2 separate regions of the Homo sapiens genome follow, and region 2 is linked to region 1. Evidence: read pairs that join two places in POLR2A ChIA-PET (ENCODE). Cell type or tissue: MCF 10A. All regions are shown on one strand. Each heading gives the region's core, and the rest is flanking DNA. Links, peaks and the distances in the headings are about the cores only. Region 1 overlaps TIPARP (TCDD inducible poly(ADP-ribose) polymerase). Region 2 overlaps LINC00886 (long intergenic non-protein coding RNA 886).

What was found. Peaks named below come from ENCODE experiments on the same cell type or tissue, not always from the same donor. Only the 100,000 strongest peaks of a DNase experiment are listed, where the experiment ranks them.
Region 2: POLR2A ChIA-PET joins it to region 1 with 5 read pairs; 3 of 35 experiments call an interaction of 5 or more read pairs at or near these places.

What each region holds. Positions count from the first base shown.
Region 1 is chr3:156,677,410-156,680,333 of GRCh38, reverse strand. TIPARP (TCDD inducible poly(ADP-ribose) polymerase) reads right to left here. Exons shown (of 6, transcript NM_015508.5): 2 at 1,720-2,677. The coding sequence starts at 2,636. Among named protein-coding and RNA genes, the nearest start is that of TIPARP-AS1, 3.2 kb to the right of the region's middle. In MCF 10A, for the core only: no CTCF peak of the experiment used is centred there; no DNase peak of the experiment used is centred there.
Region 2 is chr3:156,782,938-156,785,861 of GRCh38, reverse strand. All of the region lies in intron 1 of LINC00886 (long intergenic non-protein coding RNA 886), which reads left to right. Among named protein-coding and RNA genes, the nearest start is that of LINC00886, 33 kb to the left of the region's middle. In MCF 10A, for the core only: no CTCF peak of the experiment used is centred there; a DNase peak (open chromatin) is centred at 1,551.

The DNA.
Region 1 (2,924 bases), core at 329-2,828:
AACATTTTTCTCTTCCAATGCCGGCTTAAAAAAATAAGTTAAAAGTACTTAGCTGTATTATAAGATTTTCACTACTGAAGCAAGGTGGAATCTTGAGTGTAATATATTATCAAGATAATACATTTATAGTCAGGAAAACTACACTCTTGATATGACCTTACTTTTATCTCATAGGGTCTTCTATGTAATACTTTTGAATTTGGGCTTTATACTGTTTCTCTTCTTGTTCAGCACTTCCCTTTTGAAACACAAGATGCAAAGTTCTAGTCTCATGATAATTAAGTTGCTAAAAAGACACATGGATTTATGTACTATATAACTGAAATATTAAAATTATTAAAAGACAACCATTTACCCATTACTGAATGGGAACGAGATAAATGAAAAAACAAAAAACAAACAAACAAAAAAAACCATGTTTCTGTAATGCGAACAAGCTCTGTGGGCACCAGTCAGAATTCAGAAGGTTGACATGAAGACTACCAGAATCAGACAACTTGGAAATGGTTTACTGCAACCATTTGCTGACTCTCTAGACACATAGGTAGTGTAAATCAACATATCTGTGAACAAAGATGACTCAAGGAATTGTTTTCTCTTGGACTTCTGGGATGGTATATTCAGTGTATTTTCCCCTCCAATATGGGTCATCTCAGTACTATACCAGGCCATTCATTAGTATGAAGCTGTTAGGTTGCCTTCATGGCCTCCCCAATCAGGGAGCATGGACAGAAGTGTTCTTCTCTCCCTTTTAATTTTAATCCTTACTCTTGGTCATACACAAATAGCTATTAACACCACACACTTTAGCTCCTTCTATGCTACAGGAGAAATAACTTACAGATGTAAACATTAATGCTTATTATATAGCCATTTTTGCACTAGCAACTTTACATGAGGCAACTATCATTTTCTTCATTTTAAAGTTTAAAGAAGAATTCAGATGTGGAAATACCAGTTGCCTGCCAGTGAATGCTGCTTAGACATCCATACTAAAAGAACTGAGTTATGTGTATACACACATCTTGTGTACCAAAACTCAAGGATAATTGTTTGAGTATTAAACATACCTTACCATAAATTCATCCCTTCACTGATTGTTAAAGGACTCTTCCAGGTTAAAAAAAAAATACCCTAAATTCTGGAAAAATTTATTTTATCTATAATATAAACTTAATGGTGAAAAGTTCCAAGGAAACTAATAAAAGATCCAGAAGTATGGGAGGAACTTCTGAATCATTCACAGAAAAGATGTTTATACCATTCAAAATGAAGAGGGTCACAAACATCTCTCGACAATACTATTTTTCTTTAAAAAATAACAGCTGCTCAATGTGCAGAGCTTTAAAATTAGATAAATTAGGAGATTCATTATTTATGTTATAGTAAGATTCGCCAGACTTTCTTTCAAAAGCCAGCTTTCCTTGGGTGATTAAAACAGTATTTGATTCACAATATTTAATGTATGTGCAACTTCTCAGTCACACGCACGTTGAACTGACATATGAATTGTTCAAATCGTAAAACTTTCATTGTCCGGTTGAGTTAATAGCCTGCATTCACCCACCATGAAAAATCAGGACAGCACAGTCAAAAGAATAATAGTGGAAAAAAAGAAAACCTGTTACTACTGAAAGAAACCACCCTACTAAGCTTTTAGCTTCTTTACCTTCTCTATAGCATTTAACAACAGTTCTACAAGTTGTTATAAATACATACCCATACTTCATTCTCATTCTATCATTTTCTGGGTTACAGTAAAATCTTTCCAAGTGCTCCTGAGAATCATTGAATACACTCTGCCACTTTTGAGTAGTTGTCCTTTTGATCTGCCAATGATATGGCAAGACAGTGTGGTGCTTCAAACAATCCCTGCCATAAATACAAGTGCCTTGCAGAAAGTCCATGCAAATTTCAATTCCGTTCTCTTGGTGAGTGTGGTACTGCAACTGGTTCACCAGCTCAAACACGAGGTCAAGGGAAGCCTCTTCACTTTTGTCCTGAAAGAGCTCAGTACTCAGCTTATCACTGGTGTCCAGAATGTATTGGATTGTAAAACTGTTTTCTTGGAAAATGCCTGGAACATAATCTATGACTTTGTCTAAGCAGTCAGGACTAGTAGGAACATCACTTGAAACTGGGTGCAAAAGATCAGTCTGGAAGTGAGCTGGTGTGGAATCTGCCACCGTCCCACTGAGGGTTTCTGATGGAAAGCTGTGATCTTGGATTGGAACCACTCGTTCTGGAGCTTCAGTGGAAGGATGGGCTTCCGGTATCTGGTCCCCAACATTTGTCCTATCAGGAATCAGAACAGACATATTATTTTCTGCTGGTGGGCATGATGAATTGATTTCCATGGCTTTCTTCATCATAGGTTCATGTAAGCTGTTCTCATCTGTACTCTGGTTCCTAGATCTAAAAACCCCATCAAGTGAGCCAGATTCTAGAAGAGTGTTTAATATTGGCCTCAAAGACCTCAGGGTTCCAGTTCCCAATCTTTTCTGATCCTTTTTCTTAAAACAAGTCTTCAATGGAGTGATCTTCTCAGAGAGTCTCATTTGGCATGAAAAGTCATCAGGAGGAGAGGGAGGCTGCACTACACAGTCTGGCTCAGGTTCGGTGGTTTCCATTTCCATAATGTGGATTAGCTCCAACTGCTCCTCAGAGTCTAAAAATCCTACGAGGAAAGGAAGGAAGATGATCATTTACAAACTGACAGCAACTGGATTTCATTCATTCATTAAAATGTTTTGTTTTTGTCCTGACTGATTCCCTGAAACCATTCCTCTTATACTATATTTAGTTTTTACAAGTCAATTTTAAATTTTATCGAGAAATTAAGGCTCCAAAGCACCCAAGGCTATTCAAAAGCACACAGCAGGTAAAAGTAGAAGAGTCTTTCAACAGGCCATTGGCATGCATTT
Region 2 (2,924 bases), core at 298-2,797, 110 kb before region 1:
TAAAAAAAGAATGAATGTATGTGTCCAAAACAAAGGCAGTAGCACTGGAAATTCAAATCTGTTAAATCATAGCATAGATAATGGGACAAGCTACAGCAGTACTGGGACACATAATAAAAGCAATGGTTCTTAACCTATTTTAGTGTCACAGACCCATATTATTTATTGAACAAATATTTATCATGTGCCTACTGTCTTCAAGACTGTGATAGGCTCTGTAAATATAGCTGATAAACCTGATACAAGTTTTAGATCCTCTCCCCAGAAAAATGCATATACACATATACTTACAGATTTGCACCGAATTTTAGGCTCTTGAGAATATTCTGAGGCCCATTTAGGAATTCTAGATTGACAATTTCTAAATTTGAGAAAAGAGCTTGGGCTTTATGGCCAGACAGATCTAGACTTGAATGCAGCTCCACTAGCTACCAGAGTGACCTTAGACTGTTACTTATGTTCTTTAAGTCCCAATTTCCTCATCTATAAGATGAGGGGATATGGAACAAATTGTGAGGTATTTTAAGGATTAGCATTAACATATAGAAAGATATTTCTTGTTCAGACTAGGTGCTTAATAGATCATAACTATTCTCATCTTTATGTCAGGAGGTAGCTCAAAAGGGAAGTTAGAGGACAGATTCTTTATATCTGAATTTTCGGAGTCAAGGTTTTAAATTCTATAGTAACCCTAGAGATTAGTTGTTGAACAAAAATAGGTTTTGATTCTTCAACCACATCATGACCTTTTAAATAAGATGTCCAAAACTGGTATGTGAGTGGTCTGGGGTAAGAGCACATCTGCCCATGCCTTAAGAGATATTATGTGGCATGTACATATGTTTTTCTGTGGTTTGAAAACAAATTTGTGTCTGCAAATCTTAAAGATAGGTTCTGTTTTGGAAGGGATTTTGTTTCTTTGCTTGCTTTATAAAGGCTGTCCTGGTACGTATACATTTCTTTTCTGTTTTTGTTTTTTTGAGACGGAGTCTCGCTCTGTCGCCCAGGCTGGAGTAGAGTGGCGCGATCTCGGCTCACTGCAAGCTCCGCCTCTCGGGTTCACGCCATTTTCCTGCCTCAGCCTCCGAAGTAGCTGAGATTACAGGTTCCCGCCACCACGCCCGGCTAATTTTTTGTATTTTTAGTAGAGGTGGGGTTTCACCGAGTTAGCTAGGATGGTCTCAATCTCCCGACCGGGTGATCCGCCCGCCTCGGCCTCCTGAAGTGCTGGGATTACAGGCGTGAGCCACCGCGCCCGGCCACGTATACATTTCTTATTGGCAATTTCCAGCAGGAATATGGCAAACTTTAGGATAAAAGTAGCCTTAAATGAATAAGAACTTGGGCTAAGAAGCCAAAAGCCATGCTATTCCTATACTGCTTGTTCTTCCAGTGCCAAACTCTGGAATAATCCATCCTCCAAATCATTAAGTTAAAGGTAGAGTGACTCACCAACTCTCAGGAGGTGAGGGTAAACCAGACTTGTCATAATTTTATAGGCTCCTCTTTCCACTCACGAAAACAAGTTATGTGTGGCATTTACGTACATCCGTGTTGCTGGGCATTTTCCAAATGCCTCTTGGAGAACATTAAACAGGAAATTGATGCCACAGGGCAAATATTCATTCTTCCCATCCTCTCACAAAAACAAGTACAGATTTGCTGTGGCTAGACTGACTTCCTGCATTGTGCTGTTACTTATTCAATGTTACACTAGAAGAAAAAAAAAAGTACATTCTCCATTTCAATTTAGAGCATGTTGAAAATGGCCAAAATGTATAAACAAAAAAGCTTCCCTCCTGAGAGCACAGAAGTATAGATTTCTATGCTTTATAAAATCACAAAATCCAAAGGTTAATGATTGCTTTTCATGCGTATTGATGAAAGTCAATTTCTGTTACAGTAGACACACCAAATTTGGTTTAAACAATATGTGCTCTAGTTTTCAAATGACAAAGTCTGTAAGCATTTGGACACTGCAGCTTTACATATAAGGATGGCATCTTCTTCTAACCTGTAATAGTGGTCTTTGTTAGTGGCACCTCCTCAGTATCCATTTCTCCCCATTCACTTTATCAGCCCATAAACTGTTTTGCGATCCATGGGGTTTTAGGACAACTGAATCCACCTTCAGCCCCAGAATGGCTAATGTGCCTTAGGTTAAACTCTCCAATATATTATCTCCTCTAGCTAGAGATTTGTTCCAAGGGAATGTGTAACCTAAGTTCATCCAATCAAAGTAAATCTAGAGGTTTTTGCTGGGAAGAAGTTATGCTTTCTTTCCTGATAGACAAGAGCACTGAATCAATTGGCAGTTATCTTAGGATCATGATGAGTAGCAGCATTAAAATAAAGTAATTACTATGAAGAACAGAACAGAGAAACAATTGGAAGAAACCAGGCCCTAGATGCCATCATTTTGCTGCTGGATCAAGCTTTACCTGAAAATGTATCACTGGACCATTTAGTAATATAAACCATTAACTTTCCAATATTACTTAAAACCAGCTTGATTCAGGTTTTCTGTAATTTGCAACTAAAGCTTTGTAACTACTATACCTATCTGTTGGAAGAGATTTAGAAAAGAAAGGATGAGAAAAGGATGAGGGGAAAAAAATGTCTCAAGTGCCTTTAATGCCAGTGCTCTTTTCTATCAGGAAAGAAAGCATAACTTTTCCTCAGCAAAAACCTCTAGATTTACTTTGATTTGATGAGTAACCACCATAGTCATGTGAGGTGGGAGAAAAGTGAATCCATGTACTTCTTCCTGGGTCTAGGAGAGGTAGGAAGCCTTAGCAGCAGGGAGGGCCTACTCTCAACTAAGGTCACTCTTATATCCCTGCTCCTTCCAGGCTGAACTGCAACACATGCAGTTTGCAATTACTGAAATCATTTGACCACCATTTCTCTCAGATGGTTTCTAC